2 separate regions of the Homo sapiens genome follow, and region 1 is linked to region 2. The links are chromatin loops, found by intact Hi-C in ENCODE. Cell type or tissue: heart left ventricle. All regions are shown on one strand. Links, peaks and the distances in the headings refer to the core of each region. The heading gives the core; the rest is flanking DNA. Region 1 holds the start of LINC02812 (long intergenic non-protein coding RNA 2812). Region 2 has its middle 41 kb from the start of LINC02812.

Evidence for each region. Hi-C counts contacts between places; a loop is a spot of excess contacts. Peaks named below come from ENCODE experiments on the same cell type or tissue, not always from the same donor. Only the 100,000 strongest peaks of a DNase experiment are listed, where the experiment ranks them.
Region 1: a loop joins it to region 2, with 7 times the contacts of the local background. A loop is called at or near these places in 4 of 110 quality-filtered maps.

What each region holds. Positions count from the first base shown.
Region 1 is chr1:53,353,803-53,369,840 of GRCh38, reverse strand. It overlaps LINC02812 (long intergenic non-protein coding RNA 2812), which reads left to right and starts at 1,692. Exons shown (of 2, transcript XR_001738058.2): 1 at 1,692-1,835; 2 at 2,564-5,987. In heart left ventricle, for the core only: no CTCF peak of the experiment used is centred there; no DNase peak of the experiment used is centred there.
Region 2 is chr1:53,404,530-53,414,688 of GRCh38, reverse strand. No RefSeq gene overlaps it. Among named protein-coding and RNA genes, the nearest start is that of LINC02812, 41 kb to the right of the region's middle. RefSeq lists an enhancer at 5,622-6,217. In heart left ventricle, for the core only: no CTCF peak of the experiment used is centred there; a DNase peak (open chromatin) is centred at 4,424; H3K27me3 peaks cover 3,195 bases.

The DNA of each region.
Region 1 (16,038 bases), core at 8,039-16,038, 53 kb after region 2:
ATGTGTCGGCTCTGTGACCTTGGCTGAATGTCCTGGTCTCTCCTGGGATCAAATGATACTCCTGCCCCAGCCTCCCGAGTAGCTAGGACTACAGGAAAGCACCACCACACCCAGCTAATTTTTTGTTATTGTTTATAGAGATGGGGTCTTGCTATGTTGCCCAGGCTGGCCTCAAAGTCCTGGCCTCAAGAGATCCTCTTGTCTTGGTTTCCCAGAGTACTGGGATTACAGGCGTGAGCCACTGCACCCAGCCTGTGGCTTTACCATAAACCACCTGCATGCAGTGAAGCCCAAGCTCTCCTCCTATGGCCTCAGAGCTGTCCAGTCTGGGCTGGTGCCAGACCCTCTAGCGCTCGGCACACAGGAGGTGCTCATGAACCCCAGAGGACCTTGACGTAGAGAGCTGGTGTGGTGGATGCTGCGGTAGCCTAGGAAACGAAGAGGCCAGGGGTGGGGCCCAGCCACAATTGTGGGCCCTTTCTGGGCCTCAGTTGCCTTACTGCCAGTGGGGACCATAGTTGCTGCCCTCTCCACATGCAGAACACAGGTGAAATAATAATGGCTAATCCTCATGAAGTGCTTCCCAGGGGCTCTGTTGTCCCGAGAGTCACCTGTGTATTACCTCATTTAGTCCACATACCAGCCCTGCGGGGTAGACACTGTTACTCCACTTTACAGACAAAGACGCACGGAGGATTAGATAACTTGCCCAGAGACACAGCTGATTGTGGTGAAGGCTGGCTTCAGAGTCACTGCTCGGGCCCTTCACACTGCAGGTGGCAGGCTCAGGAAGGGGTATTTGTGCTCCAGCTTCTTGGGTTGTCAGAACTGGTTCTGGTCACCTCCTAAACACTGGCAGGACTTGCCAGGGCCACAGAGCCTGATGGTGTCTGGGCTTCCTGGACTGGGGAGCTCTGCTTAGCCCCGTCAGAGTGGACCTGAGCAGGCTGAACCCCAGGGCTCAGGCTGTGGGTGGGACTGTGGGAGGAGGAAGAGAGAGGGTCTGCCGCCAGCGGACTGGGCAGCAGGATAGACTGTCAGCAGGCAGCAGCAGCCTTGGCGTCATTCCCAGTCAAGGGCAGAGCTGCGTCCCTAGAGCCGCCTCCCGCCCCTGCCAGGACCCCACAGTTTCTCCTAGGGGTGAAGAGTGGCTGCGGCCCTGGGAGGAATGGCTGAGGCCGATGCCACATGGTGAGCCTAGGCACCCGGGCCCAGCTGGCTCCCAGCCCATCCATTGCTGGGATGGAAAGGGCAGGCAGTTGGAAGGGCAAAAGAAGGAAGCAACATGCCCACAAAGCCTCTGCTGGGCTAATCCTCTTCTAGTCCCCACACGGTACGTTGCGTGGAATGGTTAGGACAGCCTGTTTAACAGAAGGGAAACTGAGGACTGGCAGTGTGGAGGAAATAGACAATTAAAAGCAAAGAGACAGCTGGGCAGGGAGTGTTTGCAGCCCTGGAGGCAGATACAAAGTTGCACCCGGGCTAAAGCCTGAGAGACAGCATTTACTGAGCACCTTTTTTGTGCCTGGCAATGTGCTCTGTTAGCTCCATTTTACAGATAAGCAATCTAAGGTTCAGAAAAGAGGAAGCAGCCAGCCTCGGGCCATGCAGCTGGCTGAGTGAGAGCTCCTAACTTGTACTTTCTCCCCTCCCCGGAAGCTTTGGTTTGTTGGGGGAAGCAGATTCATATCAGACCCAAGGCAACTCAGCTGTGATTGAGATAGACATTGAGTCTTTTGGGAGACAGAAGGGAGGGAGAGTGCCAGTCAAAAGGGTTTCGTGAAGAAGGTTGCATCTGACTGGGACAGTTAGGCCTCTGTGTACCACTTTAAAAGGTAAGACAAGGGGAAAGAGGGCATGGGGAAAAAGGACTTGGGGACAGAGGGCATGGGGGCAGGCAGGTGAGGGCCGTGCTTGGAGAATTGTGAGGGGTCCTGGGAGGCTGGATCACTGGTTGTGGGGAAGGGAGGGAGGCCAGGCAACCCCTGATGGGGTCCCCTGGGGAGATAGCCCTGGGGCTTGGAGCATGGGGATGGGAAGTGACTGGGAGGACGCTGCACAGGGCATGGGGTGTGGGGAAGTGAGTGCCAGGGAGCTGGGTGTGGAGCCAGGCACCTGCCGGGCTTCTGGGTTCCCCCAGCAGCTCTCAGGGACTCAAGCTCTGCATCAGGCACACCTCAGTTTAAGTCCTGGCTCTGCCATTACTAGCTGGGTGGCCTTGGGAAGTTGCTTGTCATCTCTGAGGCTGGCTTTTCCCCTCTGTAAGGGGAAGATAACCATAGAACTCCCTCCAGGGGTGGCTGTGTATGGCAGCTGTCAGCGCTCAGGACATTTCACTTAACCCTTCTGACCTAGGAGTTAGGAGCTATCATCGCCCTCGTTTCGTGAAGGGCTGACCAGCGACTGATCATGGCTACGATGTAAAGGTGCAGACATTTTGACCTCCCATGGGATAATTTAGATGGGCCACATGGGCTCCAGGGATGGCTGAAACTCCGTTGGAGCTGCGTCACTGTTCACCTTCTCTCTACCAAATCCTGCTTCCTCCCTATCTCTTCCCCAGGTGTTGACTTTTCTAGTAAATATCCTCCATGTCAAAGTCTATCTCAAGATCTGTTCCAGGACAACCCCGCCTGCAACAGGGCCCATTTATGTTCCAGCCAGCACGGTGATCCTGAGTCTGGGAGGGTGCCCACAGACTGCTTTTGTGAGCAGCATGCCTTCAGTGGCCAGTCCCCAAGCCCCTCAACTCCATGTGGAGCAAGGACCAACCACCCCATGGAGAAGAGGAACCCGCCTGCAAGGCGAGCCAAGAAGGGACCTTTGGAACCAGCCACACTGGACTCTGTAGGGGGCTGGATGGCTGGCCCCAAAAGGATAGGTCCATGTCCTAAGCCCCAGAACCCGTAAATATTGCCTTATTTGGAAAGAAATTCTTTGTAGATGTCATTAGGGATTTTGAGATGAAGAGATCATCCTGTATTATGCAAGTGGGCCCTCAATCCAATGGCAAGTGTCCTTACAAGAGTAAGGCAGGGCTGGGTGTGGTGTCTCACACCTGTCATCCCAGCACTTTGGGAGGCCAAGGCAGGAGAATAGCTTGAGGCCAGGAGTTCAAGACTGGCCTGGGCAACGTAGTGAGACCCTCCATCTCTACAAAAAAAAAAAAAAAAAACAGAAAAAAACCCCACAAAGAACTAGCCAGACGTGGTGGCACATGCCTATAGTCCTAGCTACTCAGGAGGCTGAAATGGGAGGATGGCTTGAGTCTGGGAGGCAGAGGTTGCAGTGAGCAGTGTTGCGCCACTGCACTACAGCCTGGACAACAGAGCAAGACCCTGTTTCAAAAAGAAAAAAAAGCGGGGGGAGTGAGGCTGAAGGAGAGACACACACCTAGAGAAGAAGGTGATGTAAAGATGCAAAAATAGGGCCAGGCGCAGTGGCTTACGTCTGTAATCCCAGCACTTTGGGAGGCTGAGGTGGGCGGATCATGAGATCAAGAGATCAAGACCATCCTGGTCAACATGGTGAAACCCCCTCTCTACTAAAAATACAAAAATTATCTGGGTGTGGTGGCGGGCGCCTGTAGTCCCAGCTACTCGGGAGGCTGAGGCAGGAGAATTGGTTGAACCCAGGAGGCAGAGGTTGCAGTGAGCCGAGATTGCACCACTGCACTCCAGCCTGGGCAACAGAGTGAGACTCTGTCTCAAAAAAAAAAAAAAAAGAAGAAGTAAAAATGGGAGTGACATGGTTACAGCCAAGGAAGCCGAAGAGGCAAGATGGGAGCCTCCCTCAGAGACTCCAGAGGCAGCACGGCCCTGCCAATGCCTTGTTTCTGCTTCAGGCCTCCAACGCTGGGAGAATAGAGTTCTGCCGCTTTTGAAGCCACTCTGTGAGAATTCCATACAGCAGTCACAGGAAACTAAGATAGCTCCCACACCCAGTTTCCACTTCACAACCTTGAGAAGCTGGGGAAGCCGTTCTGGAGGTGCCAGGGACTGGGCACCGAGCCAGCCTGGGCTGGGGTCAGAGGCAAGAGGAGAGCTCTCTAGAGGAAGCCTTTATCTTGGAGTTTGTTCTTGAGTAGGAAGTGTTCACGGGGCAGGTGGTGGTGGTGGGGCGGCGTGTGCATAATTTTCAACAGCCCAGAGAACTGAATATCATGGGGCTGTCTAGAAATTTTGACTTGCAGATATGGCAGGAATGGGAGGTACCTAGAAGGGAGAGAAGGGAGACATAACTCAACAGGAGGCCAGGGCCCGGTCGCAGAGGCCACTGCGTGCCTGTGGGAGGCTTGCTCTTGATGTGAGATTTTTCTTCTAACTTTGTATTTTAGAACAGATTTAAAGTTTCAGAAACGAATTCCAAGTTTGTATAGAGTTTATGTATACTGTTTCCCCTAATATTAGCATCTTACCTGAGTGTGGGTATATTTGTTACAATTATTGAACCTATGTCAGTCCATGAACTGAACCTATGTCAGTCATGAACTGAAGTCCATAGATGATTCAGATTTCCTTTGTTTTCCCGAACGTCCTTTTCTGGGCCGGGACCCCATCTAGGACCCCACATTGCATTCAGTCGGTGTGTCTCCCTAGGCTCCTCTTGGTTGTGACAGTTTCTCAGACTTTCCTTGTCTTTGATGACCTTGACAGTTTTGAGGAGACTGTCCTTCAATTCGGATTTGTCCCGCGCTTTTCTCACAGTTAGACTGCGGTTGTGGGTTTTGGGGAGGAAGACCACAGAAGCAAAGGGTGATTTTTACGCCATCATAACAAAGGTGTGCCCTGTCACCATGACTTACCTCTGTTACCGTTGAGCTCGGTCACCCGGCTGAGGTAGTGAGACTTCTCCACTGTAACCCTCCCTTTCCACACTGCACTCTTTGGAAGAAGGTCACTATGCACAGCCCACACTTAAGGGTGGAAAGTTATGCTCCAACTTTTTTTTTTTTTTTTTTTTTTTGAGACAGAGTCTCACTCTGTCGCCAGGCTGGAGTGCAATGGCGCGATCTTGGCTCACTGCAAGCTCCGCCTCCTGGGTTCAAGCGATTCTCCTGCCTCAGCCTCCTGAGGAGCGGGGACTATAGGTGCCTCCCACCACGCCCAGCTAATTTTTGTATTTTTAGTAGAGATGAGGTTTCACTATGTTGACCAGGATGGTCTCGATCTCTTGACCTCGTGATCCGCCCGCCTGGGCCTCCCACAGTGCTGGGATTACAGGTGTGAGCCACTGTACCCACCCACTATGCTCCAACTCCTTGAGGTGTGAGGGGTTTTAAGCAGGAAATTTGCATGGTAAGATTATCTTCTTAAAACCCAGTGTTGACAAAATGTGGGGAAGTAGACAGACACCCTTATATTCTGTTGGTGCAAGTGTAGTTTGGAGCAGTGTTTTAGGGGGACAATTTGACACATCCTTCAAATGTTACATGCATATACCCTTTGACCCAGCAAGTCAATCCTGCAGAAATGTCCACCCACAGGCAGAGCGATACCTGGACAGAATTCCAGTGGTGGCACTGTTGGTAGCCAACTAAACTGTGAAAAGAACCGAATGGTCATTTATAGGGCAATGGATGGGAAAACTGGGAGATCTGTATCATGAAATACTAAGTAGCCATCAAAGAGGAGTTAAATCTACAAGTGTGGACATGTGAAGTTCTCCAAGATAGGTTACAAGTGCAAAAGTCGTCACAGGCATATTATATGTGTGATCCGAATCCACTACATGAATAAAAAGAGCTGCACATTGGTATGTGCACATATGGATGGAAGGTGCATAGCGGGACCCACAAGGAACCAGAACTTGGCGGCTCTACGGAAAGGGACCCTGGGAGTAAGGGTGGGGACTGGGGAGGAGGGCATTTCTACTTCTCATTTTATACCTCTCTGTAGTGTTTGACATTTTGCACAATAAGCAAGTATTGCTTTCATGATAAAATGTCTTTAATATTAAAAATATTTCTTTGAAGTTTTGCATTTGAAGAAACCTCCCGTGGGTGCTTGTGAAGGGTGAGGTGGGGGATCCAGGGTGGAGTGGAGAGACCCATTAGGAGCATCCAGGGTGTTTATATGGCACCTGGGACACAGGAGAAGAAGGTGGGTTGGGGAGTTACTTAGGAAGCAGAATCGAGAGGACTGGGTATTTCTTGGTGGGAATGGGGTGGGGGCAGAGGGTGTTTCCCACAGGGCCCTGGCAGGAAGCAGATGGTGCACTCCAGATGGGGAATGGAGAAGAGTAACCAAGGTACTTGTGACTAAAGCCGGGACATGTTAAGGGAAACTAACAAGGGATGGTGCAGCACCTGGGCTGGCCACATGTGGGAGATGTCACCACCCCCAGGCAGAGGGAGGGCAAGGCCGCCGGAACCAGACAGGGTGGCTGTGGGAGAAGGTGCTTGACAGGAGGGACCAGCCTACCCATGGCCTGGAAGTAGGGGGCCTGGAGCAGACACCCCAACCTCACTCCTGCTTCCCCATCTCCTGTTGGAGATGGTACCTCCCGTTGGCCAAACCCAACTGGAAACCACAGAACTTGCCCATGCAAAGCAGCCTCCTGGGTGACAGCCAGGTAGGGAAGAGTAGAGGGGACTCAGTACCCAGAGGGAGGGGTCTAGGTTGATATCCAGATTCCTGGCTTGGGTGCCTGAGGGATGAAGGGTCCCTTGGAGGTGGGGACAGAGGAGAAGCAGGTTTGCGGGAGGGTGAGAGTACCACTGGGGTCTATTTCAGGTGGAGTGGGCTACCTGCTTCACACACAGCCCCGCAATCTGTTGGTGGTGGTGGGGTTGAGATATTGGGCTGCAGCTTGGATCCCAAAAGGCCTAGTTTCCCATGCCAGACCCTTTAACTACGGTGACCCTTTGAGTTCACCCACCCCGCTCAGGCACACAGGCCTCTGTCTGAGTGTAAAATGGGCCCTAGATGGCTTTTGTTGGGGGCACACATCAGAGGCGCTGGGCCTCCCCCAGTTCTTCAGAGTTGTCAGGGTCACTGCTCTGGGACCCACGGACTCGTGGGTGTGTGATCTGGCCCTGTAAGGCAGCCTAGGGACACAGGGTCTCAGGCTGGGTGAAGGAGAATGGAGGGGGTGTCTTATCAAAGCTTACAGGGACTAGCCTCGGGACTGGAGGGCCTTGGGCCACAGCATTATACCCAGGCAGGAGCAGATCTTGAAAGAGCTTGATTTTCTATGAAAGGGTCAGCTGTGAGGGAGGCAGTGGGAGGGGGCACAGTCCCACCACCCTGTAGGGGACTGGAGTTCCTCCAGGATGGCGACCAGCTCCTCAGAGGAATGAAGACCCCAGAACAATGTAAATAGGGTGTTTGCAGGGAGAACAAGGAACCCATTGGCACCATCAGCACATTCCACAGGATTCTATAATCAGATTAGCTCCCAGGAGGGCCCAGGAGGGACGGGACAATGGGGTGGAGCAGAAAAGGGGCCAGGAACCACCTCTGTGCTGAATTTGCCTACTCTTCCCTTCCCTATCCCATTCTAATGCTTTTAAATCTCTCCACCTGATTGCCCCTCACTGATCCTAAGGGGAAGCAGCCTGTGTGAGGAAAGGGACTTGTCTAGGGTCATACGCATTTGTCAAGGACTTACTCCTGACCTCGAATTCTGCCCTTTCTTTGTGGGAGGCTATTTTCCCAGCCCCCTTTGGTGACAGGCTCACCCCCACTCCCTACAACGCTGGTACATAATTTATGAGATCCAGTGTAAAATGAAAATGTAGCGCTCCTTGTTAAAAAATTATCAAGCATTTCAGGATGATGCCTGCAGAGCATTAAACCCTTCCGAATGCAGAGTCTTGTGCAGTTGCACAGATCGCAGGCCCTGGCAGCCGGCCTCGCCCTCAGTGCCGCTTAGTGCTGGCCTCCTCCTTCCTCCACCCCATGGCCCCAGTCACCCCCTAGAACCCAGCACCCCATCTGCCCTGGAAGAAAAGCCCTCCTAGGCTCCAGGTTAGGCCAGGGGCTCCTGGGTGTCCTACAGACCCTGGGTGTCCCTAGATGGCACTGGGAGGCATCATCTCTAGCAGTCTGTGGGCTTCCTGAGGGACTCCCCCAGAGTCTGCAGCACCTGGCACAGGCCTGTGGGTATTTTGTGAGTGACAGAGTGTATGTCTTCTGGCTAGGACATTTAGGGCAGCTTGGAAGCCCCTCCCACTCTGACTCCCTGCGCACAGCCAGGGGAAGCTCCCAGACTCAGCACTTCCTTCTGGGTTCACCCAGGTCCAATCAGGACCCACAGCCAGGCCTTCCCATTCTCTGGTTCCCCACGTGTGGGCGGCAAGCCACCCAGGCGCCAAGGCAAGAGACCGAGGACACGAGCTGTTCCAGTATAATAAAATATAAAACAAGAATAGTTATACCAGATATAGATCTTAGATATGATTATATATGAATATCATTAATCATTAGTTTGTAGCAATTACTCTTTATTCCAATATTATAATAATCCTCGCTCTATAATCATAACCTAGGAAAAACCAGGCCATACGGAGATAGGAGCTGAGGGGACACAGTGAGAAGTGACCAGAAGACAAGAGTGCGAGCCTTCTGTTATGCCCAGACAGGGCCACCAGAAGGGCTCCTTGGTCTAGCGGTGACGCCAGCGTCTGGGAAGACGCCCATTGCCAGGCGGACCGTGGTCTAGCAGTAGCGAAAAGTGTCATGGAACAACACCCGCTACTTAGCAGACCGGGAAAGGGAGTCTCCCTTTCCCCAGGGGAGTTTAGAGAAGACTCTGCTCCTCCACCTCTTGTAGAGGGCCTGACATTAGTCAGGCTCGCCCGCAGTTATCTAGAGGCCTAACCGTCTCCCTGGGATGCTGTGCTTCAGTGGTCACGCTCCTAGTCCACCTTCATGTTCCATCCTGTACACCTGGCTCTGCCTTCTAGATAGCAGTAGTAAATTAGTGAAAGTACTAAAAGTCTCTGATATGCAGAAATAATGGCGTAAGCTGTCTTTCTCTTTGTCTCCTCTCTCTCTCTGCCTCGGCTACCAGGCAGGGAAGGGCCAGCCCCCTGTCCAGTGGACATGTGACCCACGTGACCTTACCTATCATTGGAGATGACTCACACTCTTTACCCTGCCCCTTTTGCTTTGTATCCAATAAATAACAGTGCAGCCAGACATTCGGGGCCACTACCGGTCTCCGCGCATTGGTGGTAGTGGTCCCCGGGGCCCAGCTGTCTTTTCTTTATCTCTGTCTTGTGTCTTTATTTCTACACTCTCTCATCGCCACACACAGGGAGAGACCCACCAACCCTGTGGGGCTGGACCCTACACCCACTCCAGGATGGGATGGCCCCTCCCTTTATTGGAAAAAAAGTGAGGTCTAAGGCAGATTAAGGCGATAAGGGGATTCCGCAGAGAGCAGCTGTAAAGCTCTGTGACAGGGTGAGAATTAGTAGATTAATATCCGGGGCCAGGTTCTGGGCTCTGGGCTCTGGACTCTGGGCCCACATCTTTGCTGATAAGTGTTGGTTCCTGTCCTTCCAGACAGAAGGAGTTGTACTTCTGGAACAGATAATTGACATTATTCCCATTGTACAGATGAGAAACTACAGCTCAGAGAGGTCAAAATGCTTAAAGATGGCTGATGTGCAATTTAAACCTAGTTCTGGCCCAAACTGCCTCCCAGGTCCTTGGGCTGAGTCATGTCCTGCCCCTACCCTCATGGCCCTCACTGTCTAGTCACTGAGATACACACGGAGTGAGACACACAGGGAACTCAGTGGAGGGAGAGGTCTTTGTGGGTAGGGCAGTCATGGGAGACTTCCTGGAGGAGGTAGAGGAGGTAGACAGATGAGCTGTCTTTCAAGGTCAAACGTTATTCTCTTCAGGGTACCTGTTGCAGGTGTGCAGAACAGCCTGAGCAAAGAGGTAGAGGAGGGCTGGACAAGGAGGGTCTGGGATCTCCATACAGGACCTAGGAGTCCAGAGGTCCTGACAGGGGTCCCTGGGTGGACAGCAACCAGGCTGAAGCCCTTGGCCTTTGTCCTCTGGGCCAGGGAGCTCTGGATGGGGGCAGGCTGGACACTCTGGGGCAGCTATACGCAGGAAGGGGCTCTATTCTGGGCTGCAAGAAGCAGAGAGGAGCTCAGCTGCAGGAAGGCCATGGGGTCAAACATGGGGCGGCAGAAGGAGATAATCAAGGATCTGTCTCACATAATTTGTCCTGCTGACTAATTCCTGGCCCAACTTGGTCCAAGGATCTGCAGAAATCTCCGTTCCAGCAGGCAGCCCCCCACTGCACAGGGTGACAGCAGGCCCAGAAGCCCAAGGGTCTGCCATCTCTTGTTTGGGTGCTTACACTACCCAGGTCCCAGGACAGAGTTACAAGAGAGGAAGGCAGTGATGATCAAGCTCCCAGAAACACTCATTTGGCAGATGGAAACACTGAGGCTGGCAATAGGAAAGGACTTACCCCAGCCTATACCCCAGCTAATAGAGGGAGTGGCAGGCTGAGTGCATTGATCTAGGATGGGTCTTTTTGTTCTTTTTGGAAAGAGGAACAAACATCGGTGAGCATGCACATGTCAGGGGCCACTGGGGTAGGCATTATGGTTTGTCTTGAGTGTGTAATATGACATCAAGCTCAGAGAGACTAAATTCCCTGTCCAAGGACACACAGCTAAAAAGTGGGCAGGTGACTTCTTTACCAAGTCTCAGTTTTCTCATCTGTGCAAGGTGGGATCGGGCTGGGAGAGGCTCACAAGGAGCAAAAAAAAGGGCTTGAGAACCTCTCCACACTTGTCCATGAGACTGGCTCCTGGCAACCAGAGTTAGATCTAGAGGCTTGAATGTATAGCAAAAGTAATTCATAGACAGTATTGTGAACTTCTATCAGGAGGAATTAAATGTGAGGTTGTCCTCATTTTGTGATATTAGCTGCTATTTAAGAACATTGACTAGATCCATTTTCCCATTATTTAACTAGGGCTTGCAAAATGAAGATATTCTGATATTTCTTTATCATTTGTTAGCTAAAATATCTCTATCAAGGGAAATTTCTCTTTTTCAACTATTAGTTTACCATGAGGCATAGTCACTGCAGGTGTTCCAGTCTAAACAAGTATGTGATGGGATTAAATTTGCCTTTTCTGAAAGAAAATCTCAAAGGACCAAATAGTGTAATATAAACAAAGAAAATTGTTAAGCAAATTGTTTACAAAGTTGTTTACCTTGTGGTAAACTAATAGTTGATAAAGAGAAATTTCCCTTGATAGAGATATTCTAGGTAACACATGATAAAGGAATATCAGAATATCTTCATTTTGCAAGTCCCCAAAACCACTATACTTTAAAGATTCACAAGTAAATTCTTCAAAGCCTTTTAGAAATAGATATCTCCAATGCTACATAAGTGGTTCCAGAGCATAGAAGAGCTTCCAGTTATTTTTCATGAATGCCATTTAACATTGATAGCAAAATGCAAGAAAGCACAGAATAGAACACAATAAGTCAGCTCACATTAACATTGAGGTTGCAACTATCCTAAGTAAAGAAATAGTTTTAGGAATATACTTTAAAATACAGACACATATTAAGGAAATAGCTTACTGTTGTAACAAACCTTTGGAGTTTATACCAGAAATGCAAGGATGGTTCAATTTTAGAAAATCAACTAATTTAGTTGATTTTACATTACATTACATTACATTACAATCAATAATGTAATATTAATATAAATGTCATGTAAATATAGTACATCAAAAGAGGGGAAAATCATGTTATTTTCCCTATAGATATCAAAAAGGCATTTGATAAAATTCAACATCCATTCCTGATTTTTAAAAACTTCTTGATAAAATAGAAATAGGTGGATATTTCCTTAATGAGACAATATCAAAGCAAATGCCATCCATTTGCATAATGATGAAAAATTTGAAGGATTCCCAACAAATTTGTGAGCAGGACAAGGATGTCCCCTTTCACCAGCCTTAGTTGACATTACTTTGGAGATATCAGCCACTATAATTTCACAAAAAAGAGAGGTATAAGTATTGGAAAGAAATAAAGAGACAAAAGTGCTGTGTTATTTGCATATGATATGATTATACACTTGAAAAACCTTAAAAAACTATTACAAATAAGATGATTTGGTGTGATAAATGGGTAAAAATTAAAATATAAAAATTAATAACTTTCTTATATGACAATGAGTTAGAAAAGATAAAGATTCCATCTATAAAAGTAGCAAAAATTATAAAATATCTTGCAACACATTTAATAGGAAACATGCAAGATCTATATAAAAAAATTTTAATGTTACTGGACACCTAAAACACAATAAGAATAAATAGAAAGAGGTGTCCTATTTTGGAAAGGAAGATAGTATTTTAACAAAATCAGTTCCCTAAATTAATGTATACATTTAGAATGATTCCAATAAAAATGAAAATAGAGTTCTTCCTCAATATATAATGGCTAGAATATGGTAGATATTTAATTTTAGCTTATGTGAAGTTCAAAATAGATATTCCTGATTGGCAGGTTTTTCTCTCTCTGTTTCTTTCTCTCCCTCCCTTTCTCTCTTTACTTCCCCTCTCCTATTCAGATTTCTTTAATCCTGTGTCTCTCTTGTTTTCAACACATGGTTTCCAAGGTGACTGTGCTCATCTGCCTCCAGCTGGTAGAGGAACATGAATGACCAAACATTGAAGGTTTTTAAGGCCAGTCCTAGAAGTGATACACATCACTTCCACTCACATTCCATTGGCTAGAATTCAATCAATCATATGACCACATTTAATTACAAGAAAGGCTAGGATATGTAGTCTATCTGGTTGCTTAAGAAATAGAAGAATTGAGTTGAAGCACTTTTTGTCATGGGAAAATTGACAGATTCTAAAGGTCACATGAAAAACATTCAAGGATAGCTGGGGAACATTATAGATAATTTTATGCAAATTTTGACAACTTAGATGAAATGGACAATTCCTTAAAAATGCAACTCTAGCAAAACTGACAAAAGAAGAAATAGAGAACCCAAATAGTCCTATATCTACTAAAGAAACAAAATTTACAATAAAAACCCTTCCCACAAAGAAAACTCCAGGTCCAGATGGTCTTTGCTGGTGAATTCTATTAAACTTTTAAGGAAGGAAGAAATAATACTAATTCTACACAAACTATTTCAGAAAATAGAGCTTTTAAAAATCAGCAATAAATGCCAGTTTTTGTCATTTATAGAGAAAATAATATGAACACTTCCTAACTCATTTTAGGAGACCAGTATAATCCTGATATCAAAACCCAGTAAAGATACTACAAGAAAAGGAAGTGCAGACAAATATTCCTCATGAATAGAGATGTGAAAACTTGTAACAAAATATTAGTAAATTGAATCCTGCAATATATTAAAGGAATAATACATCATAACCAAGTGAGATTCGTTCCAGAAGTGCAAGATTAGTTTAACATTCAGAAATGAATGTAATTCACCATATTAACAAAATAAAGGAGAAAATTCACGTGATTATTTCTATAGGTGCAGAAAAATCATTTGGCAAAATTCTAAATCTATTCATTATAAAAAAACTGTCAGCAAACTAGAAGTAGATAGTAAATTACTCGAACTGATAAAGGCCATCTACAGCTAACATCATGCTTAATGGTGAAACATTTAATCTTTTTTTCCTAAGTTCAGCAATGAGGCAAGAATGTGTATTTGACGTTGAGTTGGAAGTTTTAGTGCATTAAAGTAAGATAAATAAAAGGGGCCAAGCATGGTGGCTCACACCTGTAATCCCAGCACTTTGGGAGGCCAAGGCAGGAGGATCACTTGAGGCCAGGAGTTCAAGACCAGCCTAGGCAACATAGTGAGACCTTGTTTCTAAACACACACACATACACACACACACACACACACACACACACAGTAGCCTGGCTAATGATAATTAGCTACTCGGATGGCTGAGGGGGGAGGATCACTTGAGCCAAGGAGGTTGAGGTTACAGTGAGCCATGATCATGCCACAGCACTGTAGCTTGGGTGACAGAGAGTGGCAGACCGAGACCCTGCCTCAAAAAAACCAAAATAAAAAACACAAACGTTGGAAAGGAATGAGTTAAAATGTGGAATTTGCAGATGATATATTGTTCAATCAGAAAACTGTGGAATTTATGAAGAATTCCTAGAACTAGTAAATAAATTTAGCAAGTTTGCAGGATATGAGGTGAGTTTATAAAAATCAATTTTATTTCTATATACTAGAAAAAAACAATTGAAATTTTAAAATATCATTTACATTGTCATCAGAAAATATCAAATACTAGAAACAGCAAATAAAATATATGTAAACGTGTCTAAAAATATGGCTAAGAGAAGACTTGATATGGTTAAGATGTCCATTCTCCCCAAAATGACCTATCGATTCAACACAATCCCTATTATAGTAAGAGTAGGCCCTTTTAAAGAAGTAGACAAGTTGATCTGAAAATTTACGTGAGAATTTAAGCATCCAGAATAGCTAAAACAATCTTGAAAATGAAGAACAAGTTTGAAGAACACTGCCTGACTTAACGACTTACTATAAAGCTACAGTAATCAAGACAATGTGATATCAATGTAAGCATATGCAAATAGAACAAAGGAACAGAACGTAAAATTCAGAAATAGATCTCATGTATATGGTTGAGTTTCAACCAAAGGACCAAAACAATTTACCGGGGAAGGAACTTCTTTTTGAACAAATGGTGTTGGAACAACTGTATATCGACATGGGAAAATGTTAAAGTCCTTATCTCACTCCAAACACAAACATTAATTTATATGGATCGTAGAAATAAATGAAAAAGCCATAATCATAAAATTTCTAGGTAAAAAATAGAATGTTTTTGGGACGCTGAGGTAAGCAAAGATTTCTTAGAAGTCAGGACATAAAATAACCATAAAAGAAAACAATTTATAAATTTTGAAATTAGACACTTCTGCCATCAAAAGACATCATTGAAAAAATGACTTTGGGATGCAAAAGCGGTATTATCGCTTGAGCCCGGGAGTGCAAGACCAACCTAAGCAACATAGTGAGACCCCCATCTCTACAAAAAAAAAAAAAAAAATTAGCAGGATGTGGTGGCATGTGTTGGTGGTCTCAGCTACTCTGGAGGCTGAGGTGGGAAGATTGCTTAAGCCCAGGAGGTCAAAGCTGCAGTGAACCATGATTACACCACTGCACTCCAGCCTGGGTGACCCTATCTCAAAAAAAAAAAAAAAAAAAAATAGTGTGCGTGTGTGTGTGTGAGAGAGAGAGAATGAATAGGTGAGTTACAGATTGGTAGAAAATATTCACAAAACATAAATACGTGTATGTCTGTGTGTGTGTGTGTGTGAGACAAAGGACTGGTATCCAGGATATATCAAGTACTCCTACAACTCAATAATTAAAAAGATAAACAACCTAATTTTTAAGTTAGGCCAAAGATTTTCATGGACACTTCACAAAAGTTATGCAAATGGCCAATAGGCAAATGAAGAAATGCTCAACACCATTAGTCATCATGTAAATACAAATTAAACCACAATAAGATACAACCACCCAACCACCAGAATAGTTAAAATTGAAAAGATTGACAACCCCACAAATATAGCAAATGCTGTAGATCAGTTGGAATTCTTATATACTGTTGGCAGGAATAGAAAATGGTACAACCATTTTTTTTAAGTCTGATAGTTTCTTATGTGACATTACTTTGGAGATATTAGCCTCTATAATTTCACAAAAAATAGGGGTATAAGTATTGGGAAGAAATAAAGAGACAAAAGTGCTGTGTTAACACCTACCCTCCACCAAGAGAAATGAAAAAAATAGCAGTTACACCAAGAGAAATGAAAAAATACGTTCACAAAAAGATTTGTATAAGAATGTTCATAACGGCTTTATTCATAGTTGTCCAAAACTGGAAACGGTCCATGTGTCTATTGGTAGGAAACTGGCTAAAGAGACTGGATTATGCATGTAATGAAACATCGTGGAGCAATCAAAAGGAGCAAACTGTTGCTTCACAGAACAACCTGGATG
Region 2 (10,159 bases), core at 1-8,000:
TAAACGAAGGCTTTAGAGTCCCAAGATGTGGGTTCCAATCCTGGCTCAGGCTTTAGACAAGTTTTTGAAACTTAGTTCCCAACAGTGGAAGATGACTGCCTCCCTTGCACAGTTGTCCTAGGATGAGCAGAGCATATTCACATCAGTCTTCAGATGTTGCAGTTGTTATGGTTACTATAATTTAGCCTCTGTGTGAAATTCAGGTCATGGTAACTACCTTTCTAAGGTATGAGGATCATGTATACTGATGGGCATGAAATATTTGTAAACAAAAAGCCCTTGGATAAAGTTTATTATTATTTGTATCTCTATCAGCATATTCATTCATTCATATTTTTTTTAATCCATCCATTCACTCATTTAACATTTACTAAATTCCCAAAAGCTGCTACATGTTAAGCTCAGCAGGGAGGTTAGAAAGATGAGTTTGAGTTTGAAATACCTCAAAAGAGCTCATAGCCTCATGGGGGAATCAGACAGGGAGGCAGTCAAGTCTCAACCCAGGAGCGGAACCCTGCAAAAAGTTGGGAGCTGTGGGATATGGGGGAACCAAGGGCTTAGGGATGAGTTCCAGAAGAACAGCCCTGTACTTGGATCTGGAAGGATGGGGAGGGAAGGGCATGACAGCTGGAGGGAACTGTATTGGTCAGTCAATATGGGCCAGAGGGGTGAGACGGCTTTTGGGAGTCAGGAAACTGCAGCATCAGACTGAGGATCCAAGCTTCTGGGGCTGTGGGTTAGGGGGAAGGAGAGTGGACGTGGGGCGGGATGCACCTGGGAGGCGGTGGCAGGTCAGGAAGGTAGACTGGGCCTGAGGGTGAAGGTTCCAGGTGCCTGTGTGCTCAGGAGGTGGGAGGACCCTGCAGCTCCAGCCAGGCTGCAATCCCTTTGAAGGCAGAGAGGTTCTGAGTCATCTTTCTACTCCCACAACGCTCACAGCACCCTCACCACAGTGCAGTCTGGAGAATCCAGAGGGGAGACATGTGATGGGCAGTTCTGAAGATGAGTAAGCAGAGCCATCCCCAGCTGCCACCCCGGGCTTTGCCTCACTGTACCCCATCACCCACCCCTCATGCCACCAAGGGGTGCAGTGGCCTGTTTTTGCCAGGGAGCTGTACCATCCATATGACAATAATACAAGTCAACAGGATGCTACAGAATTTGACTTTTGGTAAATTTTGCTGCAATGCACTTAGCTACAAAGAAGGGCAGTCCATCTACCAAAATGCTTTTGAAGTGTTCAGGAAATGACTCACTGTAAAGTTTAGGCTTTGAAAACACCTCTGTGGGACAAGGCCGACAAGTGTGTAGGTGTTAAAAGAAACACTAAGTTATTGACTAGAAAATGGGCAATAGGGTATGTGAGGATAAACTGTCAGAGGCTGGGGGTTAATGACCTTTTCTCTTCTTGCATGTGGAGAAATAAGCACTTGGAACAGAAAGGAGCTCTACCCAACTACCCGGAATGCAGGCGGGCCTGGGACTATGTGACTACCACCCTCTAAGTGAGGTTTTGAAAATAAACACTTGAAAGTCTGCCCAGATTGTTGTAATCTTATTAATCTAACAAAGAGACTCAGTGGCTGCCTTAACCAGGGGTTCAGTGTTTACCATGTAATTTGTAACAAGCTGATAAACACACCCTGGCCCCACTTGAAGAAAAATCTCCTGCTCCCTGCAAGGAAAGCAGTTGGCAGAAAAACAGTAATCGAGGATTAGAAACCAAAAAGACCATGCCTTAGGTTCCAGGCCACCTCCCCTGCCCCCTGGACTGCCAGCCCCCTGCCATCTCCAAGTTCAGAGGTGTTGTGTGTGGCTTCTCCTGGTCTCGCTCTCCTAAGATCTGTCAGATGCTCTGGCCCTTCCCAGTGGCCGGACTGTCCATGGACAAGGAGCTCCCTGTGTGGGATTTCTGCCTTGGGGTCTTTCTGCAGGGTCTGGGGCCATTCTCCATTCTGTGGGGGAATTTAGGCCTGTCTTCTGAGCTGACCCTTCTCGCTGGTCTGAGGGCATTCCAGAGGGCAGTGGTATTGGACAGCAGTGTTGAGCATGGCTCTTCTTGGAGCTCTTGGTTGCATTCCACAGGGCAGCCTCTGGTGATGCAGCAGAAACGGGATTTATTGGAAGAGCAGCGGGCAGGAGCCAGGGCGGTTATGCCAAGTTAGCACAGGGACAGTCTACTGATCCCCCACACTGGTCAGCCACCCTTCCCCATGCGGCCACCAGCCCTGCAAGGCATCTCCAAGAAGGGTCCCGGCACCTTTGTCTCGCTCCCTCAGGATCAAAGTCCTAAGCCTCCCCCAGGCCCACCTTCTGCCTCCTTCATGCAGGGTAAGCCCTGCCTCCCACAGGGACCCCCACAGAGGGAAAGACATTTGGATGCTGGGTAAGTTAAGAGATGAAAAATGCCCACTTCACTCCTCTGAATCACCATGCCTAACATTTACTGACTGCTTTGCCATCCTTTAAATGGTATAACTCATTGAGTCCTCACAACAGGCCGAGAAGAAATGGCTGTTTTTACAGATGAGAAACTGCGGCACAGAGAAACTGAGTAACAAGCCCAAGGTCACACGGCTGGGAAATGGCAGAGCTGTGAGCCAAGCTTCACCTTGGGGTTTGAACAGAGGTCCATCTGTTGCCTACAGAGGCTCTGGAAGCTGCTTGTAAACCTGACCTAAATGGGGCTGCCCTTATCTCCAGGTCATCTGTGTCTCTGCTGCTAACTCTTGCCCTGCTTGCGTGCCCTGTTTTGGCTTGAGTCTAGGCCCACTGACTCCCTGACCCATCTCCACCATCCAGGATCTTACTTGCTCCCAGTCACAGCCCTGGCCCTCTCACCCCCTATGTCTGGGCAGGGTCCCTCTTGTATTTCACCCTGGTTCTTGAGAGTGTGTGGCCCACATCAGAAACACACAGAATGCCAAATGCCATGGTTCATTCTAAGTGATACATTCTTCCACGGTAACTGCCCTATCAGGGCGTGCTTCAGGATTTGAGTCACTCAGTGAAAAAGCATACTAACCTTTACAGACCTAAGGTTTGTAGTTTTTTTTTTTTTTTAAAGTGTCATCAATCAGTGATTGTAACATGTACAACAACAGAATTGGACATGTAGGGGTGTTTACTGATTTAAAAAGATTGCCATGCGTGGAATCTGGCACACAGTGGGCACCTGATCGATATTTGCTGCATTAAGGAATGAGAGTCAGGGGCCTGCGACGCCGGTGGTTGCAGCATTTATTGAAGGATTTACGTTCTTTTTTGCTCATGTTATGAACAAAGCCTCATTTTCAGGTTTTTTTTTAAGTCCTTTCATTAATTTATTTCTCCTTTTCTTACCTCCTTTTAGATTATTGATTACCTCCACTTTTTTGTGTGCATGGCCAGATGGCAGAGATGCTGTTACAGAGCGGAGCATCTGCCTGGGGCATGTTTCTGCACAAAAGCAGCATTCTACCAGCGACTGGAAGGTTGTTTAGGGGGCCACCTCTCCCAAGGGTCTAAACCCCATAAAAGCAGTTTCCTGAAAACTTCTCTAAGGTTGCCTCTAATGCTGGAAGTTCCTTGAGGGTAGCTACATGTGCTGGCCCCAAGCCCACCAGCCAGCCTAGGAAAGGACTTTTTTGCTTAGCCTTCATTTTAGTGACACTCCTCCCTGCTCTCCCCCACCAGCCACACACACACACACGCAGCGTGAGAGAATTCTTCATGTTCCACGCCATTACTGAAATCTAAATGTGACTATTTAGACTCAAAATCGACCAGGCGGGAACCGTGTTAGTCAGTTTGTCTTATTCTGCAGAGCCCATATCCCACTGTGAATTCTCAGCAAGACATCATAATTATCCATAATTAGATAAAGTCTGAACATTAAACCCGTCCTTCTAAAAACAAAAACTGGTGGTTTGCAACACACTAGATCTTCTGCAGTCCAAAGTTGCGGCTGGAAGGAAGCTGGCAAACTCCTTAAATGCAATGGTGAATAAAGTTTTTGAAATGACAATGGGCCAATACTTTAAAAATAAATCTGTTTCGAATGAAAAGTAATTTAGGATTTAAGACTCCAGTAGTGATGCAAAAAGGAAGGGAAAGGCCTCAAGACACCTTTTGCTAAGTCGGAGCGATTGAATTCATTCCCACCAGCTTGATCCTTTCCTGAAGGCAGCCAGGGAGTGCGTCCAGTCACCCTCAAACATCTCATCAATCTCCTGCCACAAAAATGAATCAGCATTGCACACAGACCCTCATCCTACAGCCCCTCAGCAAAAGCACCTGCCAGGCTGGGTTAGAAAGGAGTGACACGGCCGGCCACAGATGGAAGTCCCCAAGCTGCAGCACTAGGGGGCCAGCGGGAGGAGCGGAGCAGCCCCCACCGTGAGTGCCTCGTCTCCTCCGGGACCTGTCGGTCTCACATTCCCTCCAGCATAGATCTGTCATATCCTGTTGTCAGCGGCAGAGTGGGTGGGCAGATGTGTGCATGGCCAAACAGCAGAGATGCTGTCACAGAGCGGAGCATCTGCCTGGGGCATGTTTCTGCACAAAAGCAGCATTCTACCAGCGACTGGAAGGTTGTTTAGGGGGCCACCTCTCCCAAGGGTCTAAACCCCATAAAAGCAGTTTCCTGAAAACTTCTCTGAGGTTGCCTCTCATGCTGGAAGTTCCTTGAGGGTAGCTACATGTGCTGGCCCCAAGCCCAACCAGCCTAACACCTGGTACATCAGGGCTGAGTTACGCATCTGGTGCCTGCATTGAAACCTCTGTGGCCCAACTGCAGCAGTGTTTTTCTGCCCCGACAGGACTTATGAGAGTCTCCTGGGGTCCCTGCGTCTCCCTGTTCGGCAAACACAGATCTAGGGTCAGACAGTTGTGGGTTCAGATTCCAGCACGGCCACTCAGGCAAGCTCCCTAGCCTCTCCCCAGCCTGGTGAGAAGGGCAGCGCTCACCTTTAGAGGTGATTATGCAGCACAGAAGCAGCACATGGGAGCACCAGACATGGCAGCCAGCACGCTCCAGGTGTCCTCCTTACTAGATTCTGTTTGTTGGCAGGATCTTTAAAAAGACCAGCCATGTGGCATTTCAGAGACTACAGAGATCAGAAACAGAGACAAGTCACTAGGGAGAGGGGCCTTCCCCGACTCCCAAATGCACGGGGATTTCTCCTTTAGGTGAGCTCTCCAGCGGCCTTCAAACTCCCAGCTGGGACCTGCAGCAGAGCCTATGCCCCATCTTGGGGTTACCTAGTCCACTCCTGGGGTCACCTAGCCTCCTCGTGGGGTCCCCTAGTCCCCTCATAGGGTCACGTAGCCCTCTCGTGGGGTCCTCTAGCCCCCTTGTGGGGTCTCCTAGCCCCCTGTGTGGAGTCCCATAGCCCCCTGCATGGGGTACCCTAGCTCCCTCAGGGGATTCCCTAGCCCCCTCATGAGGTCCCCTAGCTCCCTCGTGGGGTCCCTTAGCCCTCTCATGAGGTCCCCTAGCTCCCTCAGGGGATTCCCTAGCCCCCTGTTTGGGGTCCCCTAGCTCCCTCATGGGGTCACCTAGCCCCCTCATGAGGTCCCCTAGCTCCCTCGTGGGGTCCTTTAGCCCCCTCGTGGGGTTCCCTAGCTCCCTCAGGGGATTCCCTAGCCCCCTCATGAGGTCCCCTAGCTCCCTCGTGGGGTCCCTTAGCCCCCTCATGAGGTCCCCTAGCTCCCTCAGGGTATTCCCTAGCCCCCTGTTTGGGGTCCCCTAGCTTCCTCATGGGCTCACCTAGCCCCCTCATGAGGTCCCCTAGCTCCCTCATGGGGTCCCTTAGCCCCCTCGTGGGGTTCCCTAGCTCCCTCGTGGGGTCCCCTAGCTCCCTCGTGGGGCCACCTAGCCCCCTCGTGGGGTCCCCTAGCCCCCTCATGGGGTCACCTAGCCCCCTTGTGGGGTCCCCTAGCTCCCCCATGGGGTCGCCTAGCTCCCTCGTGGGGTCACCTAGCCCCCTTGTGGGGTCCCTTAGCCCCCTCATGGGGTCCACTAGCTCCCTCGTGGGGTACCCTGGCCCCCTTTTGGGGTCACCTAGCTCCCTAGTGGGGTCCCTTAGCCCCCTCATAGGGTCACCTAGCTCTCAGCAGCACATCAGCCTTGCCCGGGAAGGCAGGTGGGTAGTGCAGGCCAGGGACCTTGCCTCACAGGCCCACTGTTCCACAGTTCCCTGTACAGGGCCCATGCTTAGAGCAGCTCTTTTAGGGTCAGGCTACTGTTGACTGGGAAGCCCCAAAAAGATTGGGCCTGAGTCATCCTGGCACCATAGTTACTGTCTGGAGACTTAAGGGATGAGTCTCATTTGTGACTTTCTTCAGATTCTGCAAAATTTATAGCCTGTGAGTCTGTCCTGCCTCCCACCCTCCTTTCCTCATGGGCCCAGACTCCGCCCCGACACTGCCCCAGTTTTGCCTCTCACCCACCCAGCAAACCCTACCCAGGGACAGTCTGATGGCCTCACCTTCTCCATGCCTACCCAGGCTACTGAGTGCCACTGGGTTCTCAGCACTGCCAGACTGTTCAGAACTGTCATCTCCCTGTTCCACCCAACCTCCATTCAACCCTCACTCCCCTCTCAAACCCCTGCCCACTCCCCTCAGCAAGTGACTTTGGCCCTCACTCCATGGGGACTACAGAGATGCATTCCTCCTCCCCACCTTGCTCTCCCAGCTTCTCTTCTGCACCTACACCATCTCTATCTCCCTCTGTCTTAGTCTGCTTCCATTTCTATGAAGGAATAGTCAAGGCTGGGTGATTTATAAAGAAAAGAGGTTTATTTAACTCATGGTTCCTCAAACTGTACAAGAAGCATGGTGCCAGCATCTGCTTCTGGTGAGAGCTTCAGGGAGCTTCCACTCACAGCAGAAGGTGAAGGGAGCAGGTATCACCTGGTTAGAGAGAAGGAAACAGAGAAGGGATCTTTTAAACAACCAGACCTCCAGGTAAACTCATACAGCGAGCACTCATTCATTACAGCAAGGACACTGCAAAGCGATTCAAGAGGGATCCACTCCGATAACCCAAACTCCTGCCGCCAGGCCCCACCTCCAATACTGGGCATCAAATTTCCACAGGAGATTTGGAGGGGACGGATTTCCAAACTATATCACCTTTCCTGCCAGGCACTGGCAGGGGGTCCAGCCTCAGTCTCCCCATCCTCATCCTCTCTAGCCTTCCCTGGGGAATCTCTACCACTGCTCAGCTGTTTCTCCGCTGTGTTCCCAGGCTAAGCTGCTGGCACCACAAACCACCTTCCTGTGCCGATTTGAGACCTGGGAGTCATCCTTGGTTCCCCCTCCCTCCCCACAGGCTGTCTATTCCCTCTTCTGCACAGGATTCCTTCTCTCTTCCCATGGCCATCCTCACCTTGGTTCAGGCACCCTGCCCCCAGCCTGGCCTCCTCCCCCAGTCCTCCCTCTAGGCTGGATTGCATATCTGTCCAAGGTCAGACAATCATCCTTACCCAAGACCCTCAGGACTCCCCTAGCCTCCTGAGTGGGGTCTGCCCCTGACTTTAGCAGTACACCCATGGCCCTCTGTCATCTGGTCTCCATGACCACTCTGACTTAGGTCCTCCCCACTCTCACCCCTCCAGCTTCCCTCGGCCCTCTCCTAATTCTCTGCCATGAAACATGCAGGTTCCTCTGCCTGGAAGACCTTCCTCCCCTCCAAGCCCCCTCTTCAGCTGACCCACTCCTCTCCATCCTTCCAGACCCGGCTCATGCATCAGCACCTCCTGGGGCTATCCCCAGCCTCTAGGGTTAAGGTTATATAGCCCCTGACAATTCTTCTGTCTAGCCTGGATCACAAGGTGCTATTGTCATCTGTTTACACATCTGTCTTCCACATAGCCAGAGTGTTCCTCCAAGTCAGGAGCTGTGCCCCATTCACCTCTGGGTCCCCTAAGCCTGGCACTTGGTGAGTGGTCAGTGGCTAACTTGTGATGGAACTCAGGCTGTAAGATGTATATCCAATGTCCATACCTCTGGCCTGGCCAGTAAAATAACGTTTCCTGCTCATGCAGAAGGACTGTCTCCAGCTTCATCTTGTCTCCAACTCTGATGGCAGGAGCGTGGACTGCAGGGTCAGATAGTCCCAGGTTCAGGCCCTGACTTGGCCAATTATTAGTGATGGATTTTGGGCAAGACACTCAACCTCTCTGAGCCTTAGTTTCCCCATGTGTAAAATGGAGATGGTAATGCCTACCTCATAAGGTTCTGGTATAAATTAAATGACATGATGCAATGGGACCTGGTAGAGGCCCTGCATGTAGTAGACACATAAAAGTGGGAGCTATCACTCAGGTGGGCTTTTTAGTAACATACAGTAAATTAAATAGAATAGGGCTGGATTACATTAGCTACAGAAACAAGCCAGGTGCAATGGAGTGAGCCCCAAGATAAAAACAAAAAGACCTCAGTCCCACCTCTGTCACCAAACTAATGTCCTCACTGGGGTCCTCACTTTTTAAAAAAGGGATGGGCCAGGCACGGTGGCTCACACCTATAATCCCAACACTTTGGGAGGCCAAGGCAGGAAGATTGCGTGAGCCCAAGAGTTCGAGACCAACCTGGGCAATGTAGTGAGACGCACCTATAGTCCCCAGCTACTCAGGAAGCTGAAGCAGGAGGATCACTTGAGGCTGGGAGGTCTAGGCTGCAGTAAGTCATGATCGTGCCACTGAACTCCAGCCTGGGTGACAGAGAGAGACCCTGTCTCAAATTTTAAAAAAGGGGACAGCTTGGTTAAAATGGTAACCAGGTTAACTCCCAGTCACAAGTCCTCTGATTCTAAGATTCGTTGACTCTACAATTTCATAAACTGCCATATGTAGCCTGAGGCACGACTAAGGTCATTAAGGAGAAATGCTCAGAAAACCTAATTCTATTGAAGGGCAAAAGACTAGCATTAGAAGGCCAGGTTAGGCGATAAGTCCTTACCTGCAACTATTTCCTTCCACAGGAGAATGTGGCTTTCCTCCTGAAGCGTTCAGAGGTAGTAATGCTTAACACAGCTGTTTTGTGAGTCCCAACAATGCTTAACCTTCCCGTAATCACCGTGAATGGCTGGCAAGAGCTTATGCCTGAGAAATGCAGCCTTCTAGACAAAATTTTCAGGGAAATGGAGGCTTTAGACATCACAGTGTTTTCAAATACCATTATTACTGCTCTATAAATATCCCACGCCCACAGTGTATCAGGTGCCACATGGGAAATATTGGATTCAGTTGGAGATTTTCTTAAAAGACACATAACAGTACCATATGCCAGTCATCTTGTATAATATTTATGTACATGCTGCAGAAGCAAAGATTAGCTATGTCAACATGTATAGAAAAATCCCACAAAACAGAGTCCGTGGGATGTGTATTATCTGTACTTATGATCAAAAGCATTTGCTGACTTTCTTCACTACAAGAGCTATTTCACCCATAAACTACAGAAAGGTTAGAGGAGCAGGAATGAATAGAGTAATAACCAGGTGGAAATCATCAGCGATCCCTGCAATCTCCTACTAGTTTAGAGGCTCTGCAGGTGAAGAAAGCAGTTCCAGAACTGTGAACAGCAATTAACCCTTCCATTTACTTTGAATGAATGATATTTAAACACACTTTACTCCTTTTCAACGGTCCTCACCAGCACACCAAAGGGGACATTGCTTGGAGAAAAAATATTTTCTTGGAGACATGCAAGAGGAAAAATTATTTCCACTAGTATGATCCTAAGTGCAAAATTGTTCATGAGCACTGTGCAAGTAACCAGCCAGTTGCTTTAGGTAGATGGGTGGTATGAACTGAATTACGTCCTCCCCACTCATATGTTGAAGCCCTCACTCCCAACGTGATGGTATTTGGAGACGGGGCCTTTGGGAAGTTCTCAGAATTAGATGAGGTCCTTAGCGTAAGGCCCTCACAGTGAGATTGGCGCCCTTATGAGAAGAGACACCAGAGCTCTCTTTCGCTCGCTCTCTCTCACTCTCTCGCTCTGCCAGTGAGGACACAGCAAGAAGGTGGCGGTCCACAATCCATAAGAAAGCCCTCAGCAGAACTCAACCATGCTGGCACCCTGATCTCAAACTCTCAGCCTCCTGAAATGCAAGAAAATAAATGTCTGTTGTTTAAGCCACCCAGTCTATGCTATTTTGTTATGA